2 separate regions of the Homo sapiens genome follow, and region 1 is linked to region 2. A link is a contact called in ENCODE Hi-C or POLR2A ChIA-PET data. All regions are on one chromosome and are shown on one strand. The core of a region is the stretch at or near the end of the contact, and the rest is flanking DNA. Distances in the headings are between cores, read along the strand shown. Region 1 has its middle 26 kb from the start of ABCA3. Region 2 overlaps ABCA3 (ATP binding cassette subfamily A member 3).

The links. A loop is a pair of places that touch in the nucleus more often than their neighbours do. ChIA-PET counts read pairs that join two places held with the same protein, here RNA polymerase II (POLR2A). Pooled maps may share reads with other maps.
Region 1: a loop to region 2 is called in a map of CD4-positive, alpha-beta T cell, with 3 times the contacts of the local background. The contact joins two enhancer-like sites. A Hi-C loop is called at or near these places in 2 of 168 maps with a recorded cell type or tissue (CD4-positive, alpha-beta T cell and breast epithelium) and 2 of 50 pooled maps. POLR2A ChIA-PET finds 5 or more read pairs at or near these places in 1 of 52 experiments (endothelial cell of umbilical vein).

The regions. Positions count from the first base shown.
Region 1 is chr16:2,363,250-2,370,604 of GRCh38, forward strand. It overlaps the pseudogene ABCA17P. Among named protein-coding and RNA genes, the nearest start is that of ABCA3, 26 kb to the left of the region's middle. RefSeq lists an enhancer at 3,676-4,025. Within about 2 kb of position 2,727, at least 2 of the 41 ENCODE cell types and tissues checked have a DNase peak (open chromatin) inside an H3K27ac peak, as active enhancers do.
Region 2 is chr16:2,324,629-2,332,044 of GRCh38, forward strand. ABCA3 (ATP binding cassette subfamily A member 3) reads right to left here. Exons shown (of 33, transcript NM_001089.3): 2 at 5,020-5,226; 3 at 3,825-4,129; 4 at 1,785-1,864; 5 at 1,382-1,646. The coding sequence starts at 1,838. Among named protein-coding and RNA genes, the nearest start is that of ABCA3, 12 kb to the right of the region's middle. Within about 2 kb of position 3,988, at least 2 of the 41 ENCODE cell types and tissues checked have a DNase peak (open chromatin) inside an H3K27ac peak, as active enhancers do.

The DNA of each region.
Region 1 (7,355 bases), core at 1,477-3,976, 37 kb after region 2:
CCGCCCGTCTTGGCCTCCCAAAGTGCTGGGATTACAGGCATGAGCCACTGCACCCAGCCTGAGTGAGGATAATTCTTTTAAAAGCTTTCAGTTCCAGGAGTTTGAGACCAGCTTGGGCAACATAGTGAAACCCTGTCTCTACAAAAAATAAAAAATTAACCAGGTATGGTAGTTGATGCTTGTAGACCCAGCTACTTGGGATGCTGAGGTGGGAGGATCTCTTGAACCTACAGTGAGCTATGATTGCACCACTGCACTCCAGCTTGGGTAACAGAACGAGACCCTGTCTCTAAAAAAATAAAAAATAAAAATGCCCTCAGTGGTAAAATGTGGGGAAATCACTGTTTTGAAAGTTGTGCTTCAGCCGGGTGCAGTAGCTCATGTCTGTAATCCCAGCACTTTGGGAGGCCGAGGTGGGCGGGTCACTTGAGGTCAAGAGTTTGTGACCAGCCTGGCCAGCATGGTGAAATTTCATCTCTACTAAAAATACAAAAAAATTAGCCGGGCGTGGTGGCACATACCTGTAGTCCCAGCTCCCTGGGAGGCTGAGGCAGGAGAGTGGCTTGAACCCAGGACGTGGAGATTGCAGTGAGCCGAGATCGTGCCATTGCACTTCAGCCTGGGCGACAGGCCAAGACTCCATCTCAAAAAAAAAAAAGAAAAGAAAGTTGTGCTTCATGCTTGTCTGGTATCCTAAAATACTATGTATTCTAATTCAGTTACCTTATACATATGAGATTATGAAATTTCTTTCTTTCTTTTTTTTTTTTTTTTGAGACAGAATCTCGCTCTGTTGCCCAGGCTGAAGTGCAGTGGCGCCCGTAATCCTAGCACTTTGGGAAGCTGAGGCAGGCGGATTCCCTGAGCTCAGGAGCTCAAGACCAGCCTGGGCAACACGGCAAAACCCTGTCTCTACTAAAAATGCAAAAAATTAGCCGGGCATGGTGGTGCGACTTGTAATCCCAGCTACTTGGGAGGCTGAGGCATGAGAATCACTTGAACTCTGGAGATGGAGGTTGCAGTGAGCCGAGATCAGACAGAGCAAGACTCCATTTCAAAAAAAAAAGAAAAAAAATCTAGATGAAGGAAAGAACCCAAAGAGATCAGTGGAGGCCCTAAACTGCTTTTGATCAAACATTCATCATACTAGGGGAAATCGAATGCTCGTTTTCATAGACTTGTAAGGCACAGAGGGAAAGAAGAAAAAGTTAAGTCCCATTCAAGGTGGGGTGTATATCATGAGACTATCTCCCCTTAAATCTAGGACCCCATATGCTTACATTGTAGTGGTGGTACTTAATGTAAGGTTGTGCTGGATGTAAACATGCCCCCGACTGCCTGAATGTTGCCTTGGAACTGAGCACAGCAGGGAGGGTCCTAGCTCTGAGATTTGTAGCTCAAATTCACATCACTTGGCTGTCAAAAAAAAGGAAGGAAGAAAGAAGGAGAGGAGGGAGAGAGGGAGGGAGGGAGGAAAGATGGAAGGGAGGGAGGGAGGGAGGGGAAGGGAAGAAAGAAGGAAGGGAAGGAGGGGAGGGAGGGAGGAAGGAAGGAAAGAAGGAAGGGCAGAGGGAAGGGAAGAAAGGAAGGAAAGGAAGGAATGAAAGGAAGGAAGGAAAGAAGAAAAGAAAAACCCCTCGAACTGTGAAGTGGGACAGTGGGACTCAGATTGACAGATGCAAATATATATTTTTCCTGGAATAATGTACCCTCCTTCTGTATCTCAAGACTCACCACAAGAGTATCAAGGTCAGTGAGCAAACATACTAGGAAACAGGACACCAAGGATGATTATCACTATGACAACAGACAGCAAAAACAGACCTGGAAAGATTCCAGATAATGGAATTATTAGTCTCGTGTTATAAAATCCCTATGTTTAGCTGGTTTGAAGAAATAAAAGACAACGTAAAAGGATTTATAGGTAGCATGTCATTATAGTCACCTAGCAAATTTGGGGAGAAAAAAGGAACTAGAACTTCTAGAAATGAAAAATAAAATAATCAACATGTAAAACTCAGGCTAGAAACAAGCCTTGAAAGGATAAAAGTGAACTTAAACTTCCTACAAGAACAAAACTCATTCTTTAATGAAAAACCACAAGGCTTGATCCAGGTCTCAGATCATGTGATCAGCACTTAAATTCTCTTCCTTCTTAGCATTACTTTCTTGATGCCCCAAGATAGTTGCTAGCAGTTCTTGGGACTATAGACTTCCCAGTTAAAGTTATGACTTGAAATAATGAGATTCATGTCCCTTAACTTACCTCCCTTATTTTCTGTCTCTCTCTGCTCGTGTATTTGCAGAACGAATGCTGGAGTTAATGGAGCAGTCAGCTGTCGATCTTAAGTCTCCTTAAGTAGAAAGCGGGCAGCTGGGTAGCCTTTGCCTTCACACCAGCCACTCACTGATGGGATTTTTCTCTCTGTAGTTTTAGGCTGTTCTTCAGTGTCTTTGTTTGAACGTTATATAATTGATGATCCCAAAGCTTTCTACATATTGGCAGGAATTGTTTTTGACCACAGCGTCAATGACAGCAATGGATCTTTGCCACTTGCGGTAAGAACATCCTTTCTCTAACAATTGTACTGTGCTGCCGAGACTTGAGCATGTGTTCCTTCTGCAGTCTTGTTGGCTGACCTGCCCCCGGCTTTTCTCTGTGGCAGCTTTGTCATCTTATTTCCAAAGGAGATATGCAAGGGCTCCTGTGTTTCATGTCTTACAACCTAGACTTTGAGGTCCCTTCCAGTTTTCAAATTCTTTAGAAGGCTTGTTGTGAGCAAGCCTTTATCCTGAGGGTACAGGATGGCGTATATTAAACTGCCTGATGACAGATGCAGACTACAAGATCAGCCTCCACAGACTTGCATTCCAGCCCTGCAACTCACCAGCTGTGTAACCTTGGAAAAACATTTCTGGGCCTCGGTGTCCTTATTGTTGTGAGGGCTAAAAGAGTTTTATGCCTATAAAGTGCTTAGAACAAAGCCTGGAACAAAATAACTTTCCAGAAGGATTAGTTATTGTTGTCATTACTAATAATCTTATGGACTTCAGATATGGTATGAGTGTGAGTTTGTTTAAGGAAAAGTTCATGTTGTAAACATGGGAATATTTGGTTTATGTTCTGGGATGGGAAAACCACTCATGTATAGCTTTTGTGTTGTACAGTGTATCTGATGATTAATTGTTGGAAGTTGCATGGGCTATTGGTAGATGGAGAGAGACATGTTAATAAAATAACCAACAATGTTTTTCAAGCATTTATTAATGCTAGGCAACACAGATACCATCTGGTTCAATCCTACTGTAGCCTATGAGGTAGACGTTGTTAATATCCCCATTTTACTCATGAGGAAACTGAGGAATGAAGTTTATGTAATTTGCCCAAGGTGTCAAGGCTATTCAGTAGGAGATTTGGGGTTAGAATCTGGGTGGTCTGGCTCCAGAGCCCTTGCTCTGAACTGTTCTGCAGCACACCATTCCTGAAGGGGGCTCAGGAGCGGCTGTATGTTTCCCAGGCTTGCACCACGGAGAATTTCCAGAGTACACAGGGAAGACCACTGTTGCAGCATGGTCTCCCAGGGGACACCTGCCAGTGTGGGCATCCTTCATCCTGTTACAGCTGACATCAAGCACAGATTTGTTCTGTCCTGTGCCTTTGCTGAGTTTCAGGAGTTCATAACCGAATTTGTTTTCTCTTTGTTCTTCATAGGTTAAGTATCAATTGCGCTTCAGTTACTTTCAGAAGAATTTTATACTGGGGAAGAATATATTTTTTCAAGATGACATAGAAGGCTGGTGCACATCCTTTCTTTACCCTCCCAATCCACGCCAAGAACCCCGGGAATTTCCATTTGCTGTTGGGGGAAGTCCTGGTGAGAAAGCCCCGAAGCTTGTGCGTGTTAAGAGCATGGCCGTGGCTGGGCGCGGTGTCTCATGCCTGTAATCTCAGCACTTTGAGAGGCTGAGGCGGGTGGATCACCTGAGGTAGGGAGTTCGAGACCTGACAAACATGGAGAAACCTCATCTCTACAAAAAATACAAAATTAGCTGGGTGTGGTGGCTCATGCCTGTAATCCCAGCTACTCAGGAGGCTGAGGCAGAATTGCATGAACCTGGGAGGCAGAGGTGGCGGTGCACTGAGACTGGGCCATTGCACTCCAGCCTGGGCAACAAGAGCGAAACTCCGTCTCAAAAAAAAAAAAAGAGCATGGCCACTTTTGTTGTTTTGTTTGTTTTGCTGCCAGCACATAAACTAGCATTTCAGAAGAGGTTGAAGGAGTTACATTTAGAAATGTGACATTCAGTAAACTGCTTACATTCTAGAGCAAGTAAAAACAGTAGTTATGGATTTGATTGTAACAATATTGAATTGTTTGGAGGAAGGATGGAAACATTTTACTGGAACAAGGAGTGCAGGGACCAGTGGGTGGCCAATTTAGCAGTGACATTTGTCATCATGGAGGAAACATGATCTGTGCTTTATGCATGTTTAAGATTTTCTCGGCTTCCCTTTTCCACCTGCAAATACCACTCCTATTTGGTTATTTTATTTTATTTTGAGATGGAGTTTCATTCTTGTTGTCCAGGCTGGAGTGCAATGGCACAATCTCGGCTCACTGCAATCTCTACCTCCCAGGTTCAAGCGATTCTCCTGTCTCAGCCTCCTGAGTAGCTGGGATTACAAGTGCCCACCATCACACCTGGCTAATTTTTTGTGTTTTTAGTAGAGATAGGGTTTCACCATGTTGGCCAGGCTGATCTCGAACTCCTGACCTCAGGTGATCCGCCCACCTCGGCCTCCCAAACTACTGGGATTACAGGCATGAGCCACCACTTTTGGCCCTATTCTATCTTTTTAAACACATGTCCTGTTCAACACGCATGTCATATTGTATGATCTATGTCTAACATGCCTCCATTACAATCTCCACTGACTGTATCCTTTGCATTTCATCCGTCTCATTTAATTTAATGAAGAAGAAACAGAAGATAATCATCCACACTCTTGGGACTCTCTGCATGTCTGTGCAGCTCCAAAGAGTCTGTTCCTGCTTTGGGGGAATCCCTGAACTCTTTCTGGCCTGTTCATTGGCTGATGCTTCACTTTGATTTTATTTACTCTGACTGATGCTTTTAGATCTTGCCTTGATTCTTATTCCATCCTCCCTGCCCCATCTGCAACACTGGTGCAGAATCCCAGTTCCTGTTCTTCAGGCCTCTTGGTCTTGGCTGGCCCTCTCCCTTTCCCTCTCATGAATCTCCCTATCTGCATTTCTAGTCTGGGAAAATCTCCTTTTCCCTGTCTGTCATTCAGGATAAGAGGACAGAAAATTAATGCCAGAAGGTTGGAGTTTTTCCAGGAGTTCCTATTTGTCCCAAGGGCTGGCATGTGGTCCCAAAGCCAGGTCCTGACTCCTGGCTGCCATAGTCCTCTCTTCTTGGGGAGCCATGCTGACTTTCTGCTCTGTCACCCTCTGTTGAGGGTGAAGGAGAGAGCCTTGCTGAGTGGCTGCTTTGCATCTGCTTGCTCTCTCCCATGCAAAGGGGTCTAACTGCACCTGACAGAGCAAACACCTAAAACTTGGCACCCAGTACTCCCTGGATCTGCCTGCGTTGCCCAACTCTCGCTTCTGGCAACCCCAGGTTCCTAGAGAAGTACTGGGGCAACACTGACACCTGTGCATCCTCTGTCCTTCACAATAAGCATCACATTCCCGACTGAAGGCCCATGGGCCAATCCGCTCTTGAAAGACTCATGCTCTCCCATTCACTTTAGATTTTTTGGTCTTCCTTTTTGTGAGGGGTTTAGGGTGAACATCCTCTAGGCAACTAACTTTTCTTAGAAAATTAAGCTGGTAATCTACATCTGTTGTAGAATGGCTCAAATATTGGCTTGAAGCCTCAGGCCTTTGTGCACACTAAGTGAGAGTCCAAGTCCGAGTACTTACAGTTTTGCATAATTCTAGAAAAGATCCAGCAGTTCTGCAGTGAAAATACTCCTACACACAATCAAGAATATGTAACCATTCTGAGAATTTATTACCAACAATTTGTTCCTTCTTTTTCCTGGACAGATCTGAGAGTCTGCCTAGGTCTAGGCCATCTGAAGACCATAGCCACCTCTACTCCTGGGAGGGGGTTGAGGTACCCCACCTTGGCTTTGCTCATGTTGGAGCCTGGTAACCATTGCTTGGAGGTGGGGCTGTTATCTCTTAGAGGACCCCAGAACCAGGAATCTTTGCCTTTCAGCCTATTTTTCCTGAAAGCTGACCCCATCATGCCAACTATGCTGTATTGAAATGAGTGTTGCTTGTGATAAGGACTGTTTTTGAGACTTAGTAGTAAAATTCACTGACCATAAACCCAACAGCGGTAACAATTCAGAAGTAGGTCACAACAGGTTAGGGAGGCTGTGTCTTTCAAGTGCTTTGAGTTTAACCATCTCATATGAGTGCTTTGAGTTTAACCATCTCATACGTGCTGTGTGATCAAAACTGCAGAAGAGGTGCTCTTTCCCTGAAGTCTGAATACTAAGGGGAGGAGATGTGGTCCCACCTCAAAAGATTCTTGTATTGGACATCTTTTATTTTGCCTGCCCAGGCTCCTTTACCCCATTTTTGGATCATATATGCATTACCCTCAGCTCCAGGGGTCTCCCTTGTGACTTTCCTCTCTTTCTTCCACACTGTAGTGAGGACTCTAGGGATGCCTTTCCTACCGCTGTCTGTCTCTATGAATGCCTAGCCATGATCCGTCTGAAACACCAGTTGTTGTATCTTTATACTTTCTTTCTTTTTTCTTTTTCTTTCTTTCTTTCTTTCTTTTTTTTTTTTTTTTTTGAGATGGAATCTCCCTCTGTTGCCCAGGCTGGAATGCAGTGGCGCAATCTCAGCTCACTGCAACCTCTGCCTCCCACCAGGTTCAAGCAATTCTGCCTCAGCCTCCCGAGTAGCTGGGACTTTAGGCATGCACCACCACACCCAGCTAATTTTTGTATTCTTAGTAGAGATGGGGTTTCACCATATTGGCCAGGCTGGTCTCGAACTCCTGACCTTAATTTCTTGATATTCACTATTTTCTCATAGGATACAACAAAGAAGGCTTCCTGGCCATACAGTATGCTGTGGATAAAGCCATCATGTGGTACCATGCTCACAATGCAATGACCAACATGTTTGAGAATCTCAATGTACTTGTGAAGAGATTCCCATATGGACCCTATATCGAGGACAGGTTCTTCCTAGTCCTTCAGAATGAGTTTTCTGTGTTCTTCATACTCAGCTTCATGTACATTGAGCTCATCATCATCAGTTCCATTGTACTGGAGAAAGAGAAAAGACTGAAGGTAACCC
Region 2 (7,416 bases), core at 2,738-5,237:
TCCTCTAGGGCTTTGTAAACCCTTCCTGAGACTCAAGGCAGCTTTCATCTTTGGCAGAGAGACAAGCTGCCATCAAGGAGGGCAGAATGGCAGGGTCAGAGCCCCAGGCAGTGAGTTCTCCTGGTGCGGGTTTTTTGGAGCAGAGCTGGAGGCTCCGGGTAGCGCCTGCAGCAAGGCCCAGGGGAGCAAACCCACCACCCACCCTGCAGTGGGCTCTGCAGCCCGGGGTGGCTTCTCTTTCTCAAAACCAGAATGGTGTGTTTTTACAAATGGAGTGGATGCTAACTCAGAGTGTCTCAAAGGCTTTTTCTATCATCTGGACACTCCTTAACAATTCAGAAAGGGTTTTACTGTCGTCATTTTGTGAGGGACCAAGGCACTTCCTCTGAGTATTTGCTACAAGGAATTAAAGCCCGGGAGGTAAATGCCCAAATGAGGAGGGGAAAATGGAGGACAGCTTTCATCCCGACAGCAAGGGTTTAGGAACGGTGAGCAGCACTCACAGTGGGAGTTCCCTTCTCAGGCTTTCTCATCACTGTTTTCAGAGCTGCCCACCCAAAACCACGTCCCAGAAAAGGTTCTTGGCACCACACGGTCAAACTGTGCCCTGCCCTTGTCACAGAAGGGCTTTCCCTGGCTCAAGTCCACCCAGGCATCCCTGTAAAGTCCTGTCCACCCTACTGACCATCAGATGCAGTTCCAGGGCCTGGTACTGCTAAGGCTGCTGCACCTGCTGCTCCCCGGGGTCCTCACAGCTCTGCACAGGTGGGCGGCCAGCCCTGGTCCCATTGTACAATCAGGCATGGCCACAGAGAAGCTGGGGGATTCCTTGGGTGGCTCAGCCGCCGAGAAGAGATTTGATGCTAGATGGGCTTGATGGCTTCCTAGTCTTAGGGCCATCAGGCAAGCAAAAACCTCACTTTCTTTTTTCCCTTTTTCTGCCAGGTCGTATTTAAGTCCCAAATATCTGCTACTTTCCTTATGTATCTTATTGGACTCTGTTCACAGAGGCCTGGAGACCAGTAATGTCTTTCATAAAATGAGGGAACAGAAAGGAGCCTGGGGCAACTGCAGGCAGGTGCATTTTCTAACCTGTTCTGCCCCATGGGTTAAAATGTCACCAGGGTCCCTTTGGTGGGGACTGTGATGGTGCTATCGGACCCAAAGGAGAGACTGCTATTTACTCGCAGGCAGGCAGAGGTTTAAGGAACAGCAGTGCCTTTTACAGGTTGAAGTAGTGATGCGGGAAGAAGCAGAGGCCAAGTCTGCACAGGGTGAACTCCTCACCCAGCTGCTTCGCACATCCTGGGCTCGACCCCTGCCTGCCCAGCCGCGTGGAGGCACCACTAGGCCTGGCACCGAGAGCCCCGGCATGTCTCACCTCGCATGTTGATCACAAGTGCCCTGCGCACTGTCTCAGTGACGGTCTTGGCAGCGTCACTGTGAGAAGGGATGTAGGCAAGCTCCCAGGTGTCTCCTGGCGGAGGGAAGGTGAAGAACAGAGGCAGCTCCTGGATGGACTGGCCCGGGTAGATGGTGGCGTTGGGCACATTTTCCGACTGAATCTTCAAGCGGAGCCAGATGAGGATCCCAGAAAACAGCAATGGCAGGAAGAGTTCCAGGACCGTCACCAGGACCTTCCGCTTCTGGAAGAGATACAATAGGGCACGGTGATGGGCTGCAAGGCAGAAGCAGGGGCATGCAGACAGCCCTTCCCTCAAGGGCATCCCCAGGAGCCTCTGGGCTAGGCACGCAGCTGACCTCCCTCCAGAGTCTGGACGCACCTGCAGGGTGTAGTTCTTCCAGAGGAGGAGCGCCAGCTGCCTGAGCACAGCCATCGTCTTGCTGAAAGGGACGCCCAGTGCTAGTTACAGACCAAAGACAGAGAGTGTGGGTGCGCAATAGAAACACGCAGAGTGGGGATTTGGGGAAAAGCCATGGACCCTTTTTCCTCCATGTCTCTCACCTTCTTTTGTGCCACTTTAACTCCAAACACCCCTGGAGGGAAGGGTACAAGGCCTGTGCCATGCCCACCCTCAATCCTCTACCCTGCACATCCAAAGAGCATAGTCTTTTTGGCCAGGTGCAGTGGCTCATGCCTGTAATCTCAACACTTTGGGAGGCCGAGGCAGGTGGATCACTTGAAATCAGGAGTTCGAGACAAGCCTGGCCAACATGGTGAAACCCCGTCTCTACTGAAAATACAAAAATTAGCCAGGCGTGGTGGCAGGCGCCTGTAATCCCAGCTACTCGAGAGGCTGAGGCAGGAGAATCGCTTGAACCCGGGAGGCGGGGGTTGCAGTGAGCCAAGATCGTGCCACTGCCCTCCAGCCTGGGGGCAACAGAGTAAGACTCTGCCACAAACAAACAAACACCAAAAAAACCCAAAGAGCATAGTCTTTTTGGAGCCCAACTTGTTCCTTGGTGAATGTAAGATCAATGACATGCTTTTTATGTGCACTGTGACTTCTGCAGTAGTTTTTAAAATTTTTTTTGTTTCTTTTGAGACAGGGTCCTGCTCTGTTGCCCAGGCTGGAGTGCCATGGTGCGATCACAGCTCACTGCAGCCTCAACCTCCTGGGCTTGTGATCCTCCCACCTCAGCCTCCCGAGTAGGTGGAACTACAGGTGCATGCCACCAACACCCGGCTGGTCTCGAACTCCTGGCCTCAAGCAATCCTCCAGCTTCATCCTTGTAGTGCTATTTACCATTTGATAAATGCTATTAGGATGTTCTTGGTGGTTAATATGGATTTGCTATTTATTACCAAAATATTCAGGCTTATGGAATTCCACTTACTGACTGACCAGCTTTATTCTTAACCAACACTGAACCCATAAAAGAAAACTGAACATAGTGTCCTGGGTGATTTCTAAGGTTTGGAGAGAGCTGTGCAGGGAAGGGGAAAGGAGGGACTTGGAATTCTGGCCCCCATTGGCCTTGCTGCCCCGGAGCAGGCCCGGGTAGGCAGACATGCTGGTGGGGCCATCAGTCACACCCTCTCCTTGGCCCTAAAGACCGGCTTTTCCTGTTGTTATTACAGGTACTGGCATCAGAGCCTCGCAGCAAAAAGACTAGCCATTTTCTTTTTCTTTTTTCTGTTTTTTTTGGAAACAGAGTCTTGCTCTGTCACCCAGGCTGGAGTACAGTGGCGTGATCTTGGCTCAATGGAACCTCCGCCTCCTGGTTTCAAGCGATTCCCCTACCCCAGCCTCCTGAGTAACTGGGATTACAGGCGCCTGCCACCACGCCTGACTCATTTTTATATTTTTAGTAGAGATGGGGTTTCACCATGTTGGCCAGGCTGGTCTTGAACTCCTGACCTCAAATGATCCGCCCGCCTCAGCCTCCCAAAGTGCTGGGATTATAGGCGTGAGCCACTGTGCCCAGCTGCCATTTTCATCTTTACCATCTGTCCAACGAAAATTCATCCAAAAAATAATCTATCCTATATTATATAGGAACATGATATTTAAATCTGGCACATATAATGGGGAAAAAAATCTGCCAAAAGATGATCAAATACAGGTGATAGCAGAAATGAGAGCTTAGATCTGTAAAGGTATTCCCTCAATTTAGCTAAAATCTGTCTTACTAAATTTCAAATATCAGAAACAGAGGCTGGGTGTGGTGGCTCATGCTTGTAAACCCAGCACTTTGGGAGGCCGAGGCAGGAGGATCCCTTAAGCCCAGGAGTTCGAGACCAGCCTGGGCAACATAGCAAGACCCTATCTCTATACAAATAAAGTAAGAAAAAGGAACACAGACACTGAACCCAGAGTTAAGTTCATCTCATGAACTTCAAGAGTTCATGAGCTGCTAACCTGCTAGAGAAGTAGGTGGTCTGAGTAAGTTCAAGTAGGCGCTGCAACCCGCAGGAAATAGGAGAAACGTGCTCTGAAAACTGAGTGTAAAGAGGGCGAGGTGTGCAGACGTGGCTGCTCTGTCCTGGAGAGGCAGGGAAGGCGATGGAGGAGGGGCAGTCTAGAGAGCCCCTGGTGCTGGTCCACTCGCTACAACTGCAGGCAGAGAGGAGTCCTTCCCGCTCAGCGTCCTTCATGTGCGGAAAAGCCTCCTTGACTCACAGTGGAAGAGTTTCAGGTTCAGTTGCTCAGCTCCACACTCATGGCTGATCCAAACCCAACATCATCCATCAGCCAGGTTAAGATGCACGGGATAGAAAGGCAAACAATTAGCGAGTCATTCCTAGATCACCATGAGCTAGCGCTCCCCGACAATGACCCGGGAGACTCCAGCGCACGGGGAAGGGTTTTTTTTTTTTTTTAAATGACCCATTTTACTTTTGGTTTGGTTTCAGTCCATTGAAAATCATTTATATCAAGGCTCTTTTTAAATTAAAACTCTTGCTTTTTTTTTTTTTTAAGATGTGGCTGTTGATATCTAATAATATTCAAAATTTATGCTTTAAAGGGTAGTCAATAAATATTTACATGAAATACAACTGCAAACAGTTAAAAATTAATTTAAAATATGACTTTTAATGAATCATATTGTTAAAAAGTGAAGAAATTAAAGCTAAAATAGTATGAAGTGCTATTAAGGGGCAACTTAATAAATTATCCCAATTCTTTTAAAATTAATAAGGTAGAAGACCTGTCTCAAAGTCAGTTGCTGATGATGAATAAAACAGCAGTGACTTAAAGATACACATTAAGGCCTGTGGTTTATAAAAGGTTTCTAGAAGTGGTTTAGGCAAAAAGAAGAGGCCGGTGCCTCCATTTGGGGCCATCATCCCGGGGAAGTACACTCCAGATGGGCGTGGGGTTGGCTGAGATGAACGTTCTGCCTCTACCAAGTGAGGAATATAAAACCGTCACAGTTCAAAGAAGTCTTCTGGTTAGAGGAACAGACAACCTCCCTTACTGGAAGTCTGGCCAAGAAAGGAAAGATCCCCATGCTTAATCTTGTCCTCTCCAGTCCCAGGGCTGGGAGAGAAGGTCAGAAAGATAGACCACCCCCCTTCCCACACAGGCTGCAGGGCAGTACCAGGGAACTCACCTGGGTCCCAGAAGAGGCTCCACACAGCAGGTCTCCCTTCAGGACTACTGGGGAACTGGCCAGGAGGAGGCGGCTCCGCACAGAGGGCTCCGGGGTGGGGCCTGAGAGCCTCTGGAGTGGGGCAGGGCAACCCTGAGGTTTGGGAACACCGTGACCTCGCAGGACATCAGGAGGTGCCCAGGGCTCACAGGCATGACTCTCCAGCACCTTTGGACAGATGGAAGGTGTTTGAGTGTAATTTGGAAAATAATTATAAAACACCTCTTACCAAGTTAGAAAACAGAAGAGCAAAATAGATTTTGAGGATGTTACTTAAAACTGAGCAGATCTGATAAAAAATTTTGGATTTAGAAAATAAACACCTGGCCGGGCACGGTGGCTCATGCCTGAACAATTCCAGCACTTTGGAAGACTGAGCTGGGCGGATCACCTGAGGTCAGGAGTTTAAGACCAACCCAGCCAACATGGCAAAACCCTGTCTCTACTAAAAACACAAAAATTAGCCAGGTGTGGTGACGTGTGCCTGTCCCAGCTACTCGGGAGGCTGAGGTGGGAGGATTGCTTGAACCCAGGAGGTGGAGGTTGCAGTGAACCGAGATGGTGCTAACTCAGAGTCATCAGCTCCGAGATGACCCTGTCTCAAAAAAAAAAAAAAAAAGAATATAAGCTCTATTTTTTTTTTTTTTTTTGAGACAGAGTTTCACTCTTGTGGCCCAGGCTGGAGTGCCGTGGTGCCATCTCAGCTCACTGCAACCTCCACCTCCCAGGTTCAAGCGATTCTCCTACCTCAGCCTCCCAAATAGCTGGGATTACAAGCACCCACCACCACATCCAGCTAACTTTTGTATTTTTAGTAGAGATGGGGTTTCACCACTTTGGCCAGGCTGGTCTCAAACTCCTGACCTCAAGTGATCCGCCGACCTTGGCCTCTCACAGTGTTGGGATGACAGGTGTGAGCCACTGTACCCAGCTGAAACTCTGCTTTCCTGCTTGTAAGCACTCTGCTTCTACAACCTCCTCATCCTCTCCTGGCTTCTGGCAACACCACCCTTTTTTTTTTTTTTTTTTTGAGACGGAGTCTTACTCTGTCTCCCAGGTTGGAGTGCAGTGCCGCGATCTCTGTTCACTGCAAACTCCGCCTCCCAGGTTCACGCCATTCTCCTGCCTCAGCCTCCCGAGTAGCTGGGACTACAGGCACCCACCACAGCGCCCGGCTAATTTTTTTTGTATTTTTCAGTAGACACAGGGTTTCCCTGTGCTAGCCAGGATGGTCTCGATCTCCTGACCTGGAACATCACCCTTTTGCAGACGAAGAAACAAGGAGGAAATGCCTGGCCCAAAATCACACAGCAAGAAGCTGCCAAGTCAGGGCTTGAACCTTGGCTTGTTTTAACTTCCAAGTCTGTCTTCTAACTACTACACTACTACAACCTGTGGGTCCTAAAAACACAGAACAACTTCCAACTTCATACAAGTTTTGCATATCACTCCTAGAACATAACATCAGAAACTGAAAGGTAAAAAAGACCCCTAAGCCCCATCACCTTAATAGAAGTTTTCTTTTCTTTTCTTTTCTTTTTTTCTGAGACAGAGTCTCGCTCTGTCGCCGAGGCTGGGCACGATCTCGGCTCACAACAACCTCCACCTCCCAGGTTCAAGTGATCCTCCCATCTCAGCCTCCCAAGTAGCTACAGGCACATGCCACCACGCCCGGCTAATTCTTGTATTTTTAATAGAGACGGAGTTTTGCCATGTTGGCTAGGCTGGTCTCAAACTCCTGACCTCAAGTGATCCGCCCGCCTCGGCCTCCCAAAGTGTGGGGATTACAGGCGTGAGCCACTGTGCCCTGCCGAGGTTTTATCTCTGTGCCCCCACGGCACCCAGCTTGTTGCCTGATACGTGTGAGGCTTTACCTAAAGTCTCACTGAACACTACGCTTGCATCTGTTCTGTTTCAGCAAAAGGAGTTTAAAGGAAGAGATCCTAGAATTACAAAATCTGGCAAGTTTTTTGTTACAAAAGCAAATGTACACAAGAGAAAGAAGTTAATGTTCCTTCTGCACTTGACGCCGAGGCGGCAGAGTCTCCAGAAGTGCTGATGACTGAGGCCCAGGACCGGCCCCGGCTGAGCCCCCATCAGCTACTCTAAGTTAAACACTCAGGACTCCAGCCACTCCTAAAGCTGCCGCCTCTGCCCAGCAAGAGGACAAGAGCAGAGCTTCAAGAACTTCCCTTTGAAGAGGCTCTCTTCACTAGTCCCGGGACACAGTCAGGAAAGGGAAGGCAAACCTTTTCCCCTCTCTATAAAAGGTTTGCTTACTGTTAAAATATTAAACATCACACATATCATTGAGTATCTCAATGTTTGTTTTTTAGGTAAGCAACTGACTCGGTGCAG